2 separate regions of the Homo sapiens genome follow, and region 1 is linked to region 2. Evidence: chromatin contacts called from ENCODE Hi-C or POLR2A ChIA-PET data. All regions are on one chromosome and are shown on one strand. The core of a region is the stretch at or near the end of the contact, and the rest is flanking DNA. Distances in the headings are between cores, read along the strand shown.

Region 1 (6,017 bases), core at 1,054-3,553, 35 kb after region 2:
AGTACTGGGATTACAGGCATGAGCCACCATGCCTGGATGATTTAATTCTTTTTTATGGCTACATATTATAAATTTTTAAATGGTAATTTGTTTGCTTTGTTTTTTCAATCTAGAGCCTAAGGAGTGTTATCATCATCAAATCTTGTATGTAAATATATATAATAAATAAAATAAAAATAAATATATATTAATCCTATATATAAATCCTATATATAAATATTTATCTATATTTTTGTCTATATCTGGCTCCATGTGCTGATTTTCCTTGGCTGCTTCTTAACATAGTTACATGAGACCCTTAGTATTACTTTTACTTCCCTCTCTGTCCATTCAGAATTGTCTGTAGCTCTTCCTGGGAGCTCTGAAAACAACTCTTTCCATTTCTTTCTGAATGCCCCCTCTGCGGGGCTATGATCTAGTCCGTGGCTTGGGTGGAGGGACAGATGTCATCCTGTCCTCTTAGTTTTCCTTTCCCATATCACCAGATTTCTTTCTTCTTTCCGTAGCTAAAGCAGAAGCATATAGGTTTTCATCAGACTCATTTAGACCCTGAATCTGATGTAGGGTTAGTCAGAGCCTGTGAGGTACACACACGATCTAGGAATCTCCCTCACACACACACACACAGAGGCACACATACCCAGGACACCCAAGATACACACACCCCAGAATTTCTGAGGTACATATACACCCTTCCTCAAGATCCTAATTTACTAATTGATAGTGAAATATAATGTTAAGGAAGATTGGGGCTCATGCCTGCAATCCCAGCACTTTGGGAGTCCGAGGTGGGCAGATTGCTTGAGCTCAAGACTTCGAGACCAGCCTAGGCAACATGACAAAACCCTGTCTCCAAAAAATACAAAAATTAGTTGGGCATGGTGGTGCATGCCTGCAGTCCCAGCTACTCAGGAGGCTGAGGTAGGAGGATCATTTGTACCCAGGGCTGTTGACGCTGCAGTGAGCTGTGATCATGCCACTGCACTCCAGCCTGGGCAGCAAAGCCAGACCCTGCCTCAAAAAAAAGGAAGATTGGATTTCTGGCTAGTACATTTTCTCCCTGGAAAGAGAAGGTATAATTGGGAGATTGCTTGGTGAACATGTAATTAGACTGGTATAGAATATATTACTGTGCCATAAACTCAGTTTTCAACTTCTTTTTGGAAAAATAAATGACTAGCTTTCTTGATTTTTCAATTACTGAATAGTTTATCAGTTCAGAATGAATTAGACTCAAGAATAAGAGAACATTCTTTTTATACTTGCACTAAGTGGATGCTTCTGTTATAAATTAGATTATAACTTCAACTTCATCAGCCTTAGTTTAACTCAGGCTCTTATGTTTTTCCTCCTGATGTTTGCTTTTGTTTAAAATCTTATATTTGGAGGCTGATCTCATCTCGCAGGGGTCAGTCCATTCTCCTCCTCCGAGGGTGTAAATCAATCAATCAATAAAATCTTATATTTGGAATGATTTAATGTATGGCTGGAATTTGTCATTTTGCTGTGGTTACATAGTTTGTGGATGTCTGTTAACAGAAGGCCATTAGGAAAGGTAGTAGGTTTTGAGGAAAAGTAGAGAATTTTTTACCAAAAAGTGATTTTCAGCTGAATTTATTTTTGTTCAATATATTTTTTTTGAGACTGGATCTTTCTCTGTCACCAAGTCTGGAGTGTGGTGGTATGATCACGGCTCACGGCTCACGGCTCACGGCTCACGGCTCACAGCTCACAGCTCACAGCTCACTGCAGCCTCAACCACCCAGCCTCAAGCAATTCTCCCACCTCAGCCTCCCAAGTAGCTGGGACCACAGGTGTGTGCCACCACACCTGGCTCTCTTTTTTTTTTTGGTAGAGACAGAGTCTTGCTGTGTTGCCCAGGCTGGTCTCGAACTTCTGGGCTCAAGTGATTCTCCTGCCGCAGTCTCCCAAAGTGCTGGAATTATAGGTGTAAGCCACTGCGCCTGGCCTTCAATAAATAATTATTAAGCACGTGTTATCATGGGATACAACAGTGAACCAAAAATACATGGTTCCTACTCTCAAGGCGGTTTCATTTTAGTGGGAGACATGAATAAATATAAATAAAGATAATAATTATAAATGATGGTAAGTACTATGAAAAAAATAAAGCCATGTCATGCAGGGCAGCTGGGAGGAAGAGCGTAGCTAGTCAAGGAAGGTCTCTCTGAGACGGGGACATTTCAGCTGAAGCTAATGGGCAAGGGAGCCAGCTGTGTGGAGAGCTGAAGCAACAGTGTTCTAGACACAGGAAACAGCTGCAAAAGCCCTTGGCCTCTTCTAAGAACTCTCAGAAACCTGTGGGCCAAGTGTGACAGGAGGTTAGAGAGAGAGACAGAGACCTTGCAAGACCTCAGAGGCCACAGTGTGCAACGTGGACCTATTCTCCATGCCTAGGGCAGCCATTGAAGGCTGTTCACTCGAGGAGTGATGTGATGTGTAGGATTTGCATTTTAAGAGGTGGCTCTGTCTGCTGTCTGGACAGTGGATTGGAAAGAGGTAAGAGTGGAAGCAGGGAGCCTGGTGAGAAGGCACGTGCAGCTGTTCGGGTAGGACTACATTCATGGGTGTTACTGGAAGTGGAGGAAAGACAGACTTGAGGTGTATTTTGGCGCCAAAACTGATGTGACTCGAGGATGGATTGAGATCCTTTTGCATCATAGAAATCAAAAGGGGAATTTCAAGAGAAAGGCTCACTCAGTAACTTCAGATGCTGCCAAGAATCAAGGAGGTTGACAAGTGAGAAAAGACACCTGGATTTGTTTAAGAACTAATTAAAGAGAAAGGATATGAGAAAACTTTCTAGGGGGTGATGGAGATGTTCTGTGTCTGATAGGGGTGCAATTGTTTATAATTACAATAAAAATGGTTACAGTGTAGGTATGTTTTATGTGGTGAAACTGACAATCAAATGGAGTGGAGAATACATGGAAGTATAGATGAAGCAGGAATGGCAGAATGTTGGCAACTATTGAAGTGTTGTGATGGGTACATAGGAGTTTATTTGTATTTACTTTGTACATGTTTTAAATTTTCTATGATAGTTTCTAAAAAGAACTTACTGGTGTTCAAGGGTGCCATTTAATTGGAGTAGGAGGTGCAGAAACCAAATTTTATGGGTTAAAGAGAAATTAAATGATTTTTAAAAATGAGTTATGACTATAGTCCACCACCCAATTTTAGGACATTTGGAAATAAATGGAAGAGAGAACAATGAGGAGGAGGATTAAGTTCAAGTGAAAGATTTTTTTTAAATGGAAGAGGACTATGCATGTTTGAGAAAAGAGGGAAGAAATGGGTTGAGGAAGGCAGAGTGCAGTTAGAAAAAGGTTTCTCAGATTCCCAGGCTTAACGGGCCTCGTACTGCAGTAATGCCTGAGCTCAGGCCCAAATCCTGCTCTTCTGACTCTTGTTTAATGGCGGAGGGAGTTTTGGAGGAGGAAAGAAAGAAAGGAAGTGGGTTCAGCTTTTCTTTGTATTGCCTTCGAAAGAGAAGTCATTGTAGTTGGTAGAGTGTAGAGTACACAGTTGAAGACTTGAAATGACAAGTTTTGATTTCCTATTAAGAGGAAAGGCTTGGAATTGCAGTTGTAGCGAAGGTGCTAAGAATAGTTAACAAATGAATTGGCCGGGCGCGGTGGCTCACGCCTGTAATCCCAGCACTTTGGGAGGCCGAGGCGGGCGGATCACGAGGTCAGGAGATCCAGACTATCCTGGCTAACACGGTGAAACTCCGTCTCTACTAAAAATGCAAAAAAAAAAAATTAGCCGGGCGAGGTGGCGGATGCCTGTAGTCCCCCGCGGGAGGCTGAGGCAGGAAAATGGCGTGAACCCGGGAGGTGGAGCTTGCAGTGAGCCAAGATTGCGCCGCTGCACTCCAGCCTGGGCGACAGGGAGACTCCGTCTAAAAAAAAAAAAAAAAAAAAAAAATAGTTAACAAATGAATAAACGGTCAATATGGTTTACAAAATATCCAGGTAAGTTGTGCAAGTATAGATCAGGAGCCCTTATGGATGGGCAGGGTTGGTATAGAAGTCTTTTTTTTTGAGACAGAGTCTCGCTCTGTTGCCCAGGCTGGAGTGCAGTGGTGCGATCTCGGGTCACTGCAAGCTCCGCCTCCCGGGTTCACGCCATTCTCCTGCCTCAGCCTCCCGAGTAGCTGGGACTTGACAGGCGCCTGCCGCCACGCCCGGATAATTTTTTGCCCAGATAATTTTTTGTATTTTTTAGTAGAGACGGGGTTTCAGCGTGTTAGCCAGGAAGGTCTCGATCTCCTGACCTCGTGATCCGCCCGCCTCAGCCTCCCAAAGTGCTGGGATTACAGGCTGAGCCACTGTGCCCAGCGCGGTATAGAAGTCTTATTGGAGGAAGTGAATTTTGCTGTTCCTCTTGAAGAGTGCTCTCTGAAACTGTGCAGCATCTTCCGTAACATTTTCTTGGAGAGAGATGTTTATTGAAGTTCAGAGATGGATTAGGATTATATATTCTTCGGGAGTTGGGAATTGTAGACTTTGACCTCTTGAGTTTAGGGATTTTTTTTTTTTTCTCTGCCAGAAAGATATAAAGCAGGTGATGGTTTCTAAAAGACTGCTGTAAACAGATTATAGATCATTCCTGAATTATGCACAAGCATAATTCCTTATTTTTGCCTCCTTTCCTCCCCTCCTCTCTCCTGATTAATTCAGCACATATTTATTGAGCACCTACTGTGTGCTAGGAACTGTGTTGGGTGTTGATACACAGAATTGACTCCTTAAACTATTATTTATTCTTTGTTTTAATTATTGGAGCTCCAACCACTTAAAGTGGAGGCAGGAAGAAAGAATGTTAAATTTCACATCAGTTTAGAACGAGCTTTTTTTCCCTGAATGGTCACCAGATTGCAATTTTGTATGACCTAACAAATTTCTCAAAGAGAGTTCTGCTATTGTTGTGAAAGCTTCTATTGTAAATGCTGAAGGAAGACAAGTTGACAGAGTTTTTGTTAATGTAAAACTTCAGATGCCTCTGAACATATCCTTTGGAGGAACAGTGAATATTTCTTACATTTTTCCCAAGGACCACTTCAGGGCTTATTTAATTTTTCTGCTGTGTATGTGAGAGATAAAATTGAATCAAATTAACAGAGTTACCCATGGATCTGTCTTATTGTTCCATATTTTTAGAGGTTAAATATGAAAATTACCTTCTGTGACTGGGTGCAGTGGCTCACGCCTGTAATCCCAGCAGTTTGGGAGGCCGAGGCAGGCAGATGACTTGAGGTCAGGAGTTTGAGACTAGCCTGGCCAACATAGCAAAACCCCATCTCTACTAAAAATACAAAAATTAGCTGGGCCTGTTAGTGTGCACCTGTAATCCCAGCTGTGCCTGTAATCCCAGCTACTCGGGAGGCTGAGGCAGGAGAATCAGTTGAACCCAGGAGGCAGAGGTTGCAGTGAGCCAAGATCACACCACTGCACTCCAGCCTGGGTGACAGTGTGAAACTCCATCTCAATAAAGACGAGACGAGACGGGACGGGACGGGACGGAGCCAGGAGGCAGAGGTTGCAGTGAGCCAAGATCACACCACGGCACTCCAGCCTGGGTGACAGTGTGAAACTCCATCTCAATAAAGGCGAGGCGAGGGCGAGGGCGAGGGCGAGGGGCCTGTAGTCCCAGCTACTTGGGAGGCTGAGGCAGGAGAATTGCTTGAACATGGGAGGCAGAGGTTGCAGTGAGCCAAGATCATGCCCCTGTACTCCAGCCTGGGCAACAGAGTGAGACTCCATCTCAAAAAAAAAAAAAAAAAGGCTGGGCGCAGTGGCTCAAGCTTGTAATCCCAGCACTTAGGGAGGCCAAGGCGGGTGGATCACGAGGTCAGGAGATCGAGACCATCCTGGCTAACACAGTGAAACGCCATCTCTACTAAAAATACAAAAAAATTAGCCGAGCATGGTGGCAGGCGCCTGTAGTCCCAGCTACTTGGGAGGCTGAGGCAGGAGAATGGCGTGAACCTG
Region 2 (6,545 bases), core at 3,786-6,285:
AAAATTAAGCAGAAAGTATAGAGTTATCATATTTGCCTGTTCTGTGTCCCTGCCAGCCTCCCGCAGTGTCACATCCCACACCAGAAAGGTCTATTTGTTATAAATGATGAACTTATGTTGGTACACCATTATTACTCAAAGTTCATTTGCATTAGGGTCCGCTCTTGGTGTTGCACATTCTATGGGTTTGGACAAATGTATGATGGCATGTATCCATCATAGAATCATGCAAAGTGGTTTCAGTGCTCTCAATCTTCTCTGCTCCACCTAGTCATCCCTCCATCTCCCTGTCTTCTGGCAACCACTGATCTTTTTACTGTCTCCGTAGATTTTTCTTTTCCAGATGTTATGTAGTTGGAATCACATAGCCTTTTCATGATGGCTTCTTTCACTTGGTAGTATGTATTTTAGGGTTTTTTCACATCTTTTCATGGCTTGATAGCTCATTTCATTTTAGCATGAATAATATTCCATTGCCTGGATGTACTCTAGTTTATCCATTCACCTATTGAAGGCCATCTTAGTTGCTTCCAAGTTTCAGTAAATAAAAATAAAGCGGCTGCAAACACCATGTGTGGGTTTTTGTGTGAACATAAGTTTTCACCTCATTTGACCAAATGTCAAGGAGCACAATTTCTGGATTGAATGGTAAGAGTAAGTTTAGTTTTGTGAGAAACTACCAAACTTGTCTTGCAAAGTGGCCATACGGTTTTGCATTCCCACCAGCAATGAAGGAGCATTCCTGTTTCTCCATGTCGTTACCAGCATTAGGTGGTGTCAGTGTTCTGCATTTTGGGCATCTAATGGGTGTGTAGTGGCATCTCATTGTTTTTTTTTTTTTTAAATTTGTAGTTCCCTAATGACATATGATGTTGAGTATCTTTTCGTATCCTTATTTGCCATCTGTATATCTTCTTCAGTGAGGTGTCTGCTCAGGTCTTTTACCATTTTTAATCAGGTTGTTTATTTTTTATTGCTGAGTTTTAAGAATTCTTTGTATATTTTGGATAACAGTCCTTTATCAGATGTATCTTTGTATTTTCTCCCAGTCTTTGACTTATCTTCTCATTCTCTCGATTAACTTAATTTTGAATTACAAGTTGTGGTATGAATTATTGATATATTTTATCTTAGACAAAAAACACCTCCTAACCCATTCAATTGAAAAATCCTATAAACAGTGACCAGTAGCAATGTGTAACCCTAGTCCCCAAATTGTGGTCTTGGAATACCAATTCTCACTAACAGGAAGCAGGGTTATTTGGAGAAATCACTGATACAGGAACCGGCTACACCACGTAACAAGGAAGTCATAAAAGACTGTGATCAGGATCACATCAAAAGAACCAAAGAACATACAAGAGAAGACTCTCTTCATCCAATGATGAGACAATCTGAATACCAATAAAGTTTTTTTTATTTTTTTGAGACGGAGTCTCACTCTCTCGCCCAGGCTGGAGTGCAGTAGCACGATCTTGGCTCACTGCAAGCTTCGCCTCCCGGGTTCACGCCATTCTCCTGCCTCAGCCTCCTGAATAGCTGGGACTACAGGCGCCCGCCACCACACCCGCATAATTTTTTTTTTTATTTTAGTAGAGACAGGGTTTCACCGTGTTAGCCAGGATGGTCTCGATCTCCTGACCTCGTGATCCGCCCGCCTCAGCCTCCCAAAGCATGATGATATTTTTTAAAAAAGCTATTGGATACCACTTGCTAACACTACATTAACCATATACCATCCCTTTCCTATACAAACAGATCTGGCTTCTAGAGCTATATAGTAATTTATAAGAATTACAGAGGACAGAGCAGCATATTAGTACCACCATCGGGTACAGTTGGAAAAATCCAGATTATGTGAAGCTCTGGGGTCTTCAACAAATAAATTGCAAAGAAAAAAAAAAAGCACAGCAAAGCAAAGTCTTGTGTGACATTTACGAGACAGTTGGAAGTTTGAATACTGGCTGATTACTTGATGGTATTGGGACTGTTACTAATGTTTTTAAAGTGTAATGATGGTATTATAAATTTTTAACGGTTTTTAAAAATATATTAGAGATAGGTATTTACCAGTGTATTTATCAATGAAATGTCCTTGCATTAAAACTAATGTGAAGGCAGGGATACCAATAAGGGATACAGGTGAAAGAGTGTTGGCCGGGAGTTAACTATTTAAGCTGACGATGGGAACTTGAACGTTCATTATATTATTGTCTACTTCTGTGTCTAGCATTTTTTATAATGAAACTTAAAAAAAAACTTTCCTTGAGAATTTATAACCACAAACTGGCCCGTGTATGGGTGTGAGACTTGAATTCATACTATCTGTGCAGTGTAAAATTTAAATTGTTCTTGGGTTAGTAGTGCCTCCAGGAACCTGCCAGAGAAACATAAATCTTCTCAGGAGAAAAATACACCTTACTTAGGACTCAAATATGTCTCACAAATAAAATTATTCAGAAGTCGAAAATGAAGAGTCACAAAACACTCAAAACACTGAGCTACAGTGAATGAGTCAGCAGAACCAACAAAAATGATCAGATTTGAGGCCAGGCGTGTTGGCTCACGCCTGTAATCCCAACACTTTGGGAGGCCGAGGCAGCTGGATCACTTGAGGTCAGGGGTTCGAGACCAGCCTAGCCAACATGGAGAAACCCCATCTCTACTAAAAATACAAAAATTAGCTGGTCATGGTGGTATGTGCCTGTAATCCCAGCTGCTTGGGAGGCTGAGGTGGGAGAATCATTTGAACCTGGGAGGCAGAGGTTACAGTGAGCTGAGATCTACCACTGCACTCCAGCCTGGGCAACAGAGCAAGACTCTGTCTCAAAAAAAAAAAAACAGATTTGAAAAGTCTATAATATTGTAATTATTGGAAACTGAACATAGAATAAGTATATTTAATATTTTAAGGAAATTGTGTTTTTTTATGGTTTTGGTGATTAATTAATTAGAGATGGGTTGTTGCTATGTTACCCAGACTGAAGTACAGTGGTGAAATCATAGTTCACTGCCGCCTCAAACTCCTGGGCTCAAGTGATCCTCCCACTTCAGCCTCCCAAGTGGCCAGAACTATAGGTATGCACCACCATGCCTGGCTAATTTTTTAGTACTTTTTTAGGGGCAAGGTCTTGCTCTGTGTCCTGGGCTGGTCTCAAATGCCGGCCTCTGGTCTTCAAATGACCCTCTCGCCTTAGCTTCCAGAGTATCTGGGATTAGAGGTGCAGACCGCCATGCCTGGCTAAAAACAGATACTGTAAGTGTAATGTAAATGTAATTAGATATTGTAAATTGTAAATGAAAGAATGCTGCCAATTAACTTTAAGGTGTAAGATGGCAACTGAGACTATCAGGAATAATCAGGCCAAAAGTCCTGTGTGTCAAGGATGGGTTTTGCAACTGGTGTATGCCACTATAGAGGTATTTGACTAGCTAAAATAATAATAATCAGATATATTTGAAAAAGAACCATTTCATCAGTTTAGCCATCCACAGTTTATACCTACTTGAAAACATGCTGTGCATGATAAATACAATTTTTATCAATTAAGAAAATAAGAATGAAAAAATAACCATTTCAGAAGCAAACAACATCATTGAATTTGGCATTTAGTAGACAAGTCTAATCTTAAAGCAAATTAGACACAAGTGAAGCAGGACTTACTGAACTAGAAGATAAAGCTAAAGAAATTGTCCACATAAAACCCATAGAGACAGAGAAAATGTTAAAGAAAGGTTAAGATGCATGGAAGATAGAATTAGAAGGTTTCATATAACATCTGATCAAAGTTCTAGGAGAATAGAAGCACTGGGGGAGAGGCAGTATTTGAAGACATTTTCCAAAATTGATGAAATAACTAAATCGTCTGAATCAGGAAGCTCAAGCAGGGTAAAGAAAGAGAAATATCACCTGGATACATTGGCAAATTCAAGATCCTAGTACAGTCCTGAGAGAAAAAGCAGACTGCAGACTGATAGCTGACTTTTCAGTGACAGTGGAAGCCACAAGACAATTCATCGTCAAAGTGCTGGAAGAAAAGTAACCATCTGTCAAGAATGAGGGCAAAACAAAAGCATTTTGAAATAAAAACCATTTTTATTATGAATGGAGAAAAGTAGAAGAGTATTTTTGAGCTTTCAGTTAGGACAGTTGTTAAGAGCTTAAACTTTGGAGTCAGATAGTTTGAGCTGTACTGCTAGTGAACTGTGTTGTTTAACTTCTCCGTTTCCTTCTCTACAAAATAGGATGACAAGTGGGAATGGTTGATGGGTACAAAAATACAGTTAGATAAAATGAATATGATCTAGTATTTGGTAGCACAATAGGATGCCTATAGATAACAATAATCTATTGTATATTTCAAAATAACTGGAAGAGTAGAATTGGCACTTTTCTAACAAAGAAATTATAAATGCTTGAGGTAATACCCCAGTTACCCTGATTTGATCATTACATGTTGTATACCTGTATCAAAACATCACATGTACCACGTAAATGTATACAACTATTATGTACTCATAATAATTAAAAATAAAAAAAATTTTAAAAACAGGATGACAGTAGTACTTACTTCATGGAATGCTTTGATAAGCAGATGAATTATATGTAAAGCACTATGAGTCCTACACAGTACGCATCTAGTAAATGTTAGGGATTGCTGTTACCATATTTTATGGAATTTAAGATGCCATCATTCCTAAGACATATTGTATTTTATGCTCCATTAAGAAAGAAAGAATGCTGCCAATTAATTGTAAGATGTCATTAATTGTAAAATCTGTCCAGATTTCACAAATGTTAACTTGTAAAGAAAAAAACCATGAATCTCAAAATTGATGAAATATAGTATTTTGATAGCAGATACTCAAGTACAGGAGAAAATACTGTATATGAAATATTTAAAAAAACAAAAACAGTTTGAAGAAGAAGTTGATGAAAGTGTTGTGAAGCCCAGAATTTAAATGTGTAGTACCCATGGCTGGAGAGTTTTGTGTATAAATTATTGAAGGTTAAAACAGCTGTTTCACTTTCATTTCTTCAGAAGTAAATATGAACTACAACCAAACTGCCCTTGAGTTGGCTTAAGATTTCCCAGTGGCTGTTACTTAAACGAAAAGTGTTCTTTAGCATTTCATTGGTAAGCACTAGCTTGTGGAAAGGCCAGATGTTGAATGTTGAACATGTTTGATAAACAGAAGTTTAATATGCAGCTGGAATAGTAGCATTCTTCTGCAGGTGCTTTTTGAAATGTTTTCAGTTTTTCTTTTCCACTTGGTTTTGATTACCACTTGCATGTAGTTGAGAGGAGATTTTTGCTAATTTCGTATGAGGCTGGATGTTGCTCTGTTTTAGTTGGTCTTATTGCTGATGATACTGCAGTATGTCTCGGAGAGCATGTAAGCATCAACACTCTTTCCAAACATTTTGATTTGGTTAGATCATCTCAAATCATTATTGAAGCTGCTAGCTAGAGTGTTGTCGTTTCATGAGGCCGTACACTCCAGAAATCTTTACAATTATATTACCACAAAGAAGTTGACTACTCATTCAGTTATTAGGATACATAGATTATTACAGCAGCCTCATAACTCTTTTTGCTACCTCTGTGATTTTATCAATTAGAAATAAATTAGGCTCTGTGTAATGGAATATCCAACTTTGCTTTAACCAAATAAAGATTTATTTTTTCCTACACACCAGAAAATTGGGAAATAAGTAGTCACTCCCAGTGTTGTTAATATCTCAAATTCCTTTGATCCATCCTTGATGGTGGCAAGGCCATTTCTCTGCTTCCGTTTCAGACCACGCACCCTCCCAAGTGAGGTATAAAAGGTGTGCCTCATCTAATGATTGACCAGAGCTGTGACATGTAGCCACCTCTCTTCTTAAGAAAAGTTGGGAAATGTAGCTTTCTAATTGAACCTAAGTTTACCCCTAGCCAAATCTGGATTCCAGGCATTTGCAAAACAAATAATGATATTACCACAATTGCCATGATTACGATGTAACCATGATTTGTGACCATGAAGCACCCATAAATTTAACTGACCTACATTGTGACTGAGCCCACAGCCTAACATTATCCTTTAAGTAACTGAGTTTACCACCTCATGCCATCTAGTAGGCAATTATCAGTTTTGCTCACTTGCCCCTTTATTATATGATGTGTATTTCCTTATACCTGTGCTTCATTAATATAGCCAACATTCACTGAATACCTACTCTGTGCCAGGCACTGTTAATACAGAAATGAATAAGGTACCCCATTTGATAGGGGAGATGGATATCAACAAAATTTACAAGTACCACAACCTGTAACCCTCATGCTCAAGGCGGATGTTATTGATAAAGTGGCTCATCCATGTCATCACCAGGTAACTAAGCTGGTGACTTTAGCCTAGGCCTTCTAAGCAGTGTAGCTCCTCTGTACCCCTCCTATCCGCAGCCCCAAATCCTTGTGTCTTACTGAGTTGATTGTCTTAGAAACATATAAACATGACTATGAGACCAGCTTCAGAAAGCACGATCTGTTGTATTGAACACA

What was found. Hi-C counts contacts between places; a loop is a spot of excess contacts on that map. ChIA-PET counts read pairs that join two places held with the same protein, here RNA polymerase II (POLR2A).
Region 1: a map with no recorded cell type shows a loop between it and region 2 (4-fold over the local background). The contact joins two enhancer-like sites. A Hi-C loop is called at or near these places in 2 of 168 maps with a recorded cell type or tissue (heart left ventricle and natural killer cell) and 1 of 37 single-sample maps with no recorded cell type. POLR2A ChIA-PET finds 5 or more read pairs at or near these places in 10 of 52 experiments (CD4-positive, alpha-beta T cell, Caco-2, HEK293 and 7 more).

Annotation. Positions count from the first base shown.
Region 1 is chr22:40,126,853-40,132,869 of GRCh38, forward strand. It overlaps a transcript of TNRC6B not described here. Among named protein-coding and RNA genes, the nearest start is that of TNRC6B, 48 kb to the right of the region's middle. Within about 2 kb of position 2,304, at least 2 of the 41 ENCODE cell types and tissues checked have a DNase peak (open chromatin) inside an H3K27ac peak, as active enhancers do; they include natural killer cell, where a contact is called at or near this core.
Region 2 is chr22:40,089,574-40,096,118 of GRCh38, forward strand. It overlaps a transcript of TNRC6B not described here. Among named protein-coding and RNA genes, the nearest start is that of TNRC6B-DT, 48 kb to the left of the region's middle. Within about 2 kb of position 5,036, at least 3 of the 41 ENCODE cell types and tissues checked have a DNase peak (open chromatin) inside an H3K27ac peak, as active enhancers do; they include natural killer cell, where a contact is called at or near this core.